Regions from separate parts of the Homo sapiens genome. Here region 2 is linked to region 1. A link is an interaction called in ENCODE POLR2A ChIA-PET data of the cell type or tissue named here. Cell type or tissue: HCT116. All regions are shown on one strand. Links, peaks and the distances in the headings refer to the core of each region. The heading gives the core; the rest is flanking DNA. Region 1 holds the start of TUBB3 (tubulin beta 3 class III). Region 2 has its middle 31 kb from the start of DBNDD1.

Region 1 (2,834 bases), core at 95-2,594:
AGGCTGGGGAAATCGGGGCGGCTCTAGCCTCTCGGGGGACGTTCGGCTACTCCAGTGGGGGGTTCGGGCCGAGGAAATCACGGCTGTGAGGAGAACCCCCCACCCCACCCAAACCTGCCTACCCCACCCGTCTCACTCAAGGCTATGCCGCGGCCCCAAAAAAGAGGGCCACGCCCAGACAGGGCTCCCAGCTGCACCTGCGGAGGCCCGGTGGAGGGGGTGCAGGTGTGGAGGGGGCGCAGGTGTGGAGGGGGCTGAGGCTTCGCGACTGACGTGAGCTGCGCCTCGACAGCCCGAGGTCACCTGGGCAGGGGCAGAGAGGTGCAGGCGAGAGTCCCAGGGCGGGGGCCCCGCGTCCCGGCCGCCCGGCGCGGCGCTGGGCGCATCCCTTTGTTGCAGGTTCGCAGGGGCGGGGGCAGCTGGAGGTGCGGCCCGCGGGGCACGGCGCCTCCCTCCTCCCGCCCCGGGGCCCGGGACAGGCCGGGGCGCGCAGCCTCACCTTGGCCCCGATCTGGTTGCCGCACTGGCCGGCCTGGATGTGCACGATCTCCCTCATACTGGGCGCGTCTGGCGGGCGGCTGCGGACGGGCGCGGGCGGGCCGGGCTGGCTGCTGAGGGTCGGGGACCGCGGCCGCGCGCTCTTATAGCCGCGGCCCCGCCCTTCGCATCGGCTGATGTCACCGCGGGTGGCCAATCGGGAGGCGCCGCCGCAGAGCCCCGCCCGGCCCGCAGGCTCCGCACCGCGCGTCCCCGCCCGCCGCGCGCAATGCGGCGCCCCTCCCGCAGCCAAGGATCCCCCAGCGCTGGGCCGGGCGCGGTCTGAGGGCCCCGCGCATTCGAAAGGAGGGGCTGTCTCCCAGAGGAGCTGGCTGTGGGGGCGCCGGGCTCCAGGGAGGACAATGGCCCCTCTTGGCCCTGGGAACCCCGCCCCCAGCTACCCTCTCGGTTCCGCCCTTGCGACAGCCCCACCCTGCGGCTTTGTACGGAGGGTCTTTTTTCCCCACGCCGGTTTAGAGACCAACCCGCACCATCCCAGCTCCCTGTCTTTTGGCAGACAAGGTGCTCTGAGCTTTTGCCGGTTTTGGGTGGGGGAGGTAGGTAAAGGCTGGCCCAGGCCCTGAACCCACTGAGAAGAAACAAAGCGTCGGATCAGAGCTCGGAAGGGCGCGAACACAGAGGGGTGGCGGCGGCCGAGAGCGAGCTCCGTGGGTCGCCGGCTTCCGCAGTGGGCGGGGAGGGGGTGGGCACCCGACCTCCTCCACCAAGGGGCTGCCATGAGCGTCCAAAGGAGCTTTGTGGGCCCGGGCGCGCACAGCACCTGGACGTGCCACTGCCCGGTGCGCATCCGTGTCAGGAATTGTCACAAGGACGCACAAGCCAGGCAAGAACCCGGCCAGGGTGGGGGAGGGTGGGCAGCGGCTTCTATCTGACTCACTCTCTGAGGTCGGAGACTGCGTGCAGGGGGGCCTCGGGGGAGCGACTGGAGATGCGTTTACTGGTCAGAGAAGGAAGGGAGCAAAGGACTCGCCGGCACGGCACTGACCTCCTCCTGGGCCAGATATTACAGTGCCACCACCTTAGAACAAGGGCCTTCTGATACTTCAGTAACAAAAATCCTTCAGGAAGGGTCTGACAGTGCACGATGTACAGACGAACCCCACCCGGCCCCCAAATCAGCATTCACTTCACAAAATGAGCAGCTGCGAACTTGCCTGTGGACGCCTGTGTCCGGTCTGTGTGCACAGGGCTGTGTGTGGGTGGCGTGGACCTGTACCTGTCTCTCTCTTTTCTCTCAAGAAGCTCTCCAGTTTGGAAAGTCGAGAAATGGATCTTTTGTTCTCAAGAGATGCCCCTCCCTGCCCCACAGTGTGCTCGTGTGGCTGCTGCTGGGGTCTAGCTGCCTGGGGTTCCTCCCTGTCCCTGTTCAAGGGAGTCCGGGGTGAGTGTCTGAGGTGCCTCCCTGTCTCCACGAGGGAAGAAGTTTTGCAGCCTCAGGGCAGCCAGCTCCTGCTCCATCCTCAGAGGGGTCTGGTGCCGGGCTTAAGGCTGACTCACCGTCCGGTCTCCCAGCAGAGGCGGGCCCTGCCAGGAAGCAGCTCCCAGTTCTGAGGCCGGCAGTCAGGGGTGGGGCTGGCCAGGGGGCTGCTGACTGAGCCTGCGTAGGAGTCGGCTGATGGCCCTGCAGCCTCCATTGAGCCTGTCCCAGGAAGGGGGCTGACTGAGTGCTCAGTCTCTGCAGAGGAAATGGAGGTGGTCTCTTCAGCGAGACGCCCAGGTTTCAGCAGAGGGATGGCCCAGGGGCGCCACTGCTCCCCAGCACCAGGCAGCATAGTTCATCCCCAGGTACTCACTCCCAGGGACTTCTCCGCCGGCTGGGCCTCTGCCTCACTGCCATCTTCAGAAGCCTCACATCAAGCATTTCCCAGGACTGGCTGAACACAGACCCTCCACCCCCGACCCCTTCCCCACCTGCCTACTCCCAGAATGGCAGTGCTGGGCAGACAGCAGACCCAGCCCCCAGCCCACCTGCACTGAGCCCCCTTCCAGGCATCTCAGAGTGGACAGGGATGGTCCCATTCACGGCTCATCATGGCTGGAGGGACTCAGGGCCAGGGCCAGCAAAGGGATGTGTCCCGGCTGAGGTCACATGTGGTCACAGGGAAGGCTGGGAACCCGCCTCTTCTGCAGCTAGGACAGCGTCAAGAGTGGAGGGGACTGGGGCCCTGCTGCACCTGCTCGTCCTTCCTCTAGGCTGGGGTTTGTCAGCACGGAGAGAAAACCGAGAAGCAGGGTCAGCGCAAGCCTGGTTGGGACCTCCACACTCCCCAGGCATT
Region 2 (2,960 bases), core at 158-2,657, 66 kb before region 1:
AAAAAAAAAAAAAGGATGCGATCGCTCACACCTGTAATCTCAGCACTTTGGGAGGCTAAGGCAGGTGGATCACCTGAAGTCAGGAGTTTGAGACCAGCCTGGCCAACATGGTGAAATCCTGTCTCTACTAAAATTACAAAAATTAGCTGGGCGTGGTGATACACAACTGTTAATTCCAGCTTCTCAGGAGGCTGAGGCAGGAGAATAGCTTGAACCCGGGAGGTGGAGGTTGCAGTGAACCAAGATCGCACCACTGCACTCCAGCCTGGGCAACAGAGCAAGACTCTGTCTCCAAAAAAAAAAAGGCCGGGCGCGGTGGCTCACGCTTGTAATCCCAGCACTTTGGGAGGCCGAGGCGGGCGGATCACGAGGTCAGGAGATCGAGACCATCCTGGCTAACACGGTGAAACCCCGTCTCTACTAAAAATACAAAAAAAATTAGCCGGGCGTGATGGTGGGCGCCTGTAGTCCCAGCTACTCGGGAGGCTGAGGCAGGAGAATGGCGTGAACCCGGGAGGTGGAGGTTGCAGTGAGCCGAGATTGCGCCACTGCACTCCCGCCTGGGCCACAGAGCGAGACTCCGTCTCAAAAAAAAAAAAAAAAAAAAATTCTGAAAGGCAAAGAGAACCACCCACTGCAGCACCTGACTATGAGCTGAGGTGAATGGCAGCTGCCAGTGGAGCTCCAACAGGAGCAGAAGGCCCCAGGCTCTGCACATCTGTCACACACACCTGCTTCCCAGCCTCATGCTCATCAAAGTGGAAAACAGGTCTGTCACCTTCTGGCTCCGCCCCAGGTTCCCGGTGCTTGGTATAATCATTATTTGTTGTTTGGAACAAACTGCCCAGTGAATGCCCACCCCATCGGGAGGTGCTGGGGGGTGGGGGTGCAAGGCCACTGCAAGGATCTGGATGTCAGCCTGGTCCAAAGCCCAGAGGTGAGTTAAAAGGGTGTGTGAATCGAGTTTCTGTGAATGCAAATATTTCTGGGAAAAAAAATCCATGGCTTCTCTCAGGCCCCCAAAGAGTCATGACCCCAAAATGGCACGAAGAGATAAACTTGCTCTGTGTGCCCAGCAGCCAGATCCAGCACCCTGACCCACACCACCTGCAACGCGCTGGCTGACTGCCCGCACACACGTAGCCGCCGTCTGGCTGCACACACCTAGCCGCTGGCTGGGTCACGGGCTTACCAAGAGGCAACTACATCTGATCCCAAGCCTGTTCATACAAGTTGTACCTGTTGTTCTATGTAATTAATATTAAATTAATAAAACAGGAGTAAGAACCGACTCTGACCCACAGCCATCTATGTGGAGCTCAGAGTATTACTATGTTTTCCAAAATCAATACCTTTGGAATTTTTGCTCCTAAGTCCTGATACTGCTTGGGATTCTTCAGGAAATTCACAAATTCCATAATTTCCAATTTGATTCTTCGCACCCAGCTACGTCTGCAAATAACACATCGATGTTGCTTTTTAAGATCTTGGCTGCTGTCTCACCAACACCGAAGAGGCCCCCTCCTCGTCTACTGCGCCTGGATCCCATAAGGCCCCTCCTGGCAGCATAGACGAGAATGCCAACCAGGAGAAGGGTGGGCACCAGACTTCACAAGAAAGAGCTGGAAAATCCAAGAGAACTACTTGTCACACTCAGGAGGTCAGAAATAGCACCTTCATGCCAGGCACGGTGAGTCACGTCTGTAATCCCAGCACTTTGGGAAGCCACGGTGAGAGGATCTCTTGAGCCCAGAAGTTCAAGACCAGCCTGGGCAACGTGGCAAGACTCCGTCTCTAAAAAAATTTATAAAAATGACCGGGTGTGGCGGCTCACACCTGTAATCCCAGCACTATGGGAGGCCAAGGCAGGTGGATCACCTGAGGTAAGGAGTTCGAGACCAGCCTAAACAACCTGGTGAAACCCTGTCTCTAGTAAAAATACAAAAATTAGTTGGGCATGGTGGCGTGTGCCTGTAGTTCCAGCTCCTCAGGAGGCTGAGGTAAGAGGATTGCTTGTGCCTGGGAGTTCAAGTCTGCAGTGAGCCATGACTACACAACTACACTCCAGCCTGGATGACAAAGCAAAACTCTGTCTCTTAGAGGAGACCGCTCTAGGACTTTGTGTTGCTACACAAAAGGTAGCAGGGTTTTTTCCTTTTTTTGAGAGAGGGTCTCACTGTCACCCAGGCTGGTGGGCAGTGGCATGATCACAGTAACCTTGAACTCCCAGGCTCAAGAGATTCTCCTGCCTCAACCTCCTGAGTAGCTAGAACCACAGGCATGCATGCCACCACAACAGATAATTTTTTAACTTTTTATAGATACGCAGTCTCACTATGTTGCCCAGCTGGTCTCGAACTCCTAGTCTCAGGTGATCCTCCCTCCTCAGCCTCCCAAAGCACTGGGATTACCTCTGTGAGCCATCACGCCCGGCCCTCGGCCTCTTTTTTTTTTTTTTTTTGAGAAGGAGTCTCACTCTGTCGCCCAGGCTGGAGTGCAGTGGCGAGATCTCGGCTCGCTGCAAGCTCCGCCTCCCAGGTTCACACCATTCTCCTGCCTCAGCCTCCCGAGTAGCTGGGACTACAGGCGCCCGCCACCACGCCCGGCTAATTTTTTGTATTTTTAGTAGAGACGGGGTTTCACCATGTTAGCCAGGATGGTGTCGGTCTCCTGACCTCATGATCCGCCCGCCTTGGCCTCCCAAAGTGCTGGGATTACAGGCGTGAGCCACCGCACCCGGCCTCTTTCTTTTAAATGTGTCAAAGTCCATCAAGCACGAGGCCTCTCCAATTCTGAAGGCTCTAGTCACAGGCATTTCTATCTCCCTGATGGAACCTGTGGCTGGCTTGGTGGGGCAGGGAGAGTGACCACCCACCACCTCCTCCACCTCCTCCACCTCCTCCACCTCCTCCACCTCCTCCACCTCCTCCACCTGGCCAAGCAGCCCTGCTGGAGCTTAC

Evidence for each region. Peaks named below come from ENCODE experiments on the same cell type or tissue, not always from the same donor. Only the 100,000 strongest peaks of a DNase experiment are listed, where the experiment ranks them.
Region 2: POLR2A ChIA-PET joins it to region 1 with 5 read pairs; 18 of 35 experiments call an interaction of 5 or more read pairs at or near these places.

The regions. Positions count from the first base shown.
Region 1 is chr16:89,921,124-89,923,957 of GRCh38, reverse strand. It overlaps TUBB3 (tubulin beta 3 class III), which reads right to left and starts at 616. Exons shown (of 4, transcript NM_006086.4): 1 at 500-616. The coding sequence starts at 556. RefSeq lists silencers at 360-609, 690-839, 860-949 and enhancers at 803-1,097, 1,020-1,903, 2,790-2,834. In HCT116, for the core only: a CTCF peak has its summit at 1,005; DNase peaks (open chromatin) are centred at 657, 1,097, 1,427 and 2,077; H3K4me3 peaks cover 2,500 bases; H3K27ac peaks cover 2,500 bases.
Region 2 is chr16:89,987,344-89,990,303 of GRCh38, reverse strand. It overlaps the pseudogene AFG3L1P. Among named protein-coding and RNA genes, the nearest start is that of DBNDD1, 31 kb to the left of the region's middle. RefSeq lists a silencer at 1,754-1,928. In HCT116, for the core only: no CTCF peak of the experiment used is centred there; no DNase peak of the experiment used is centred there.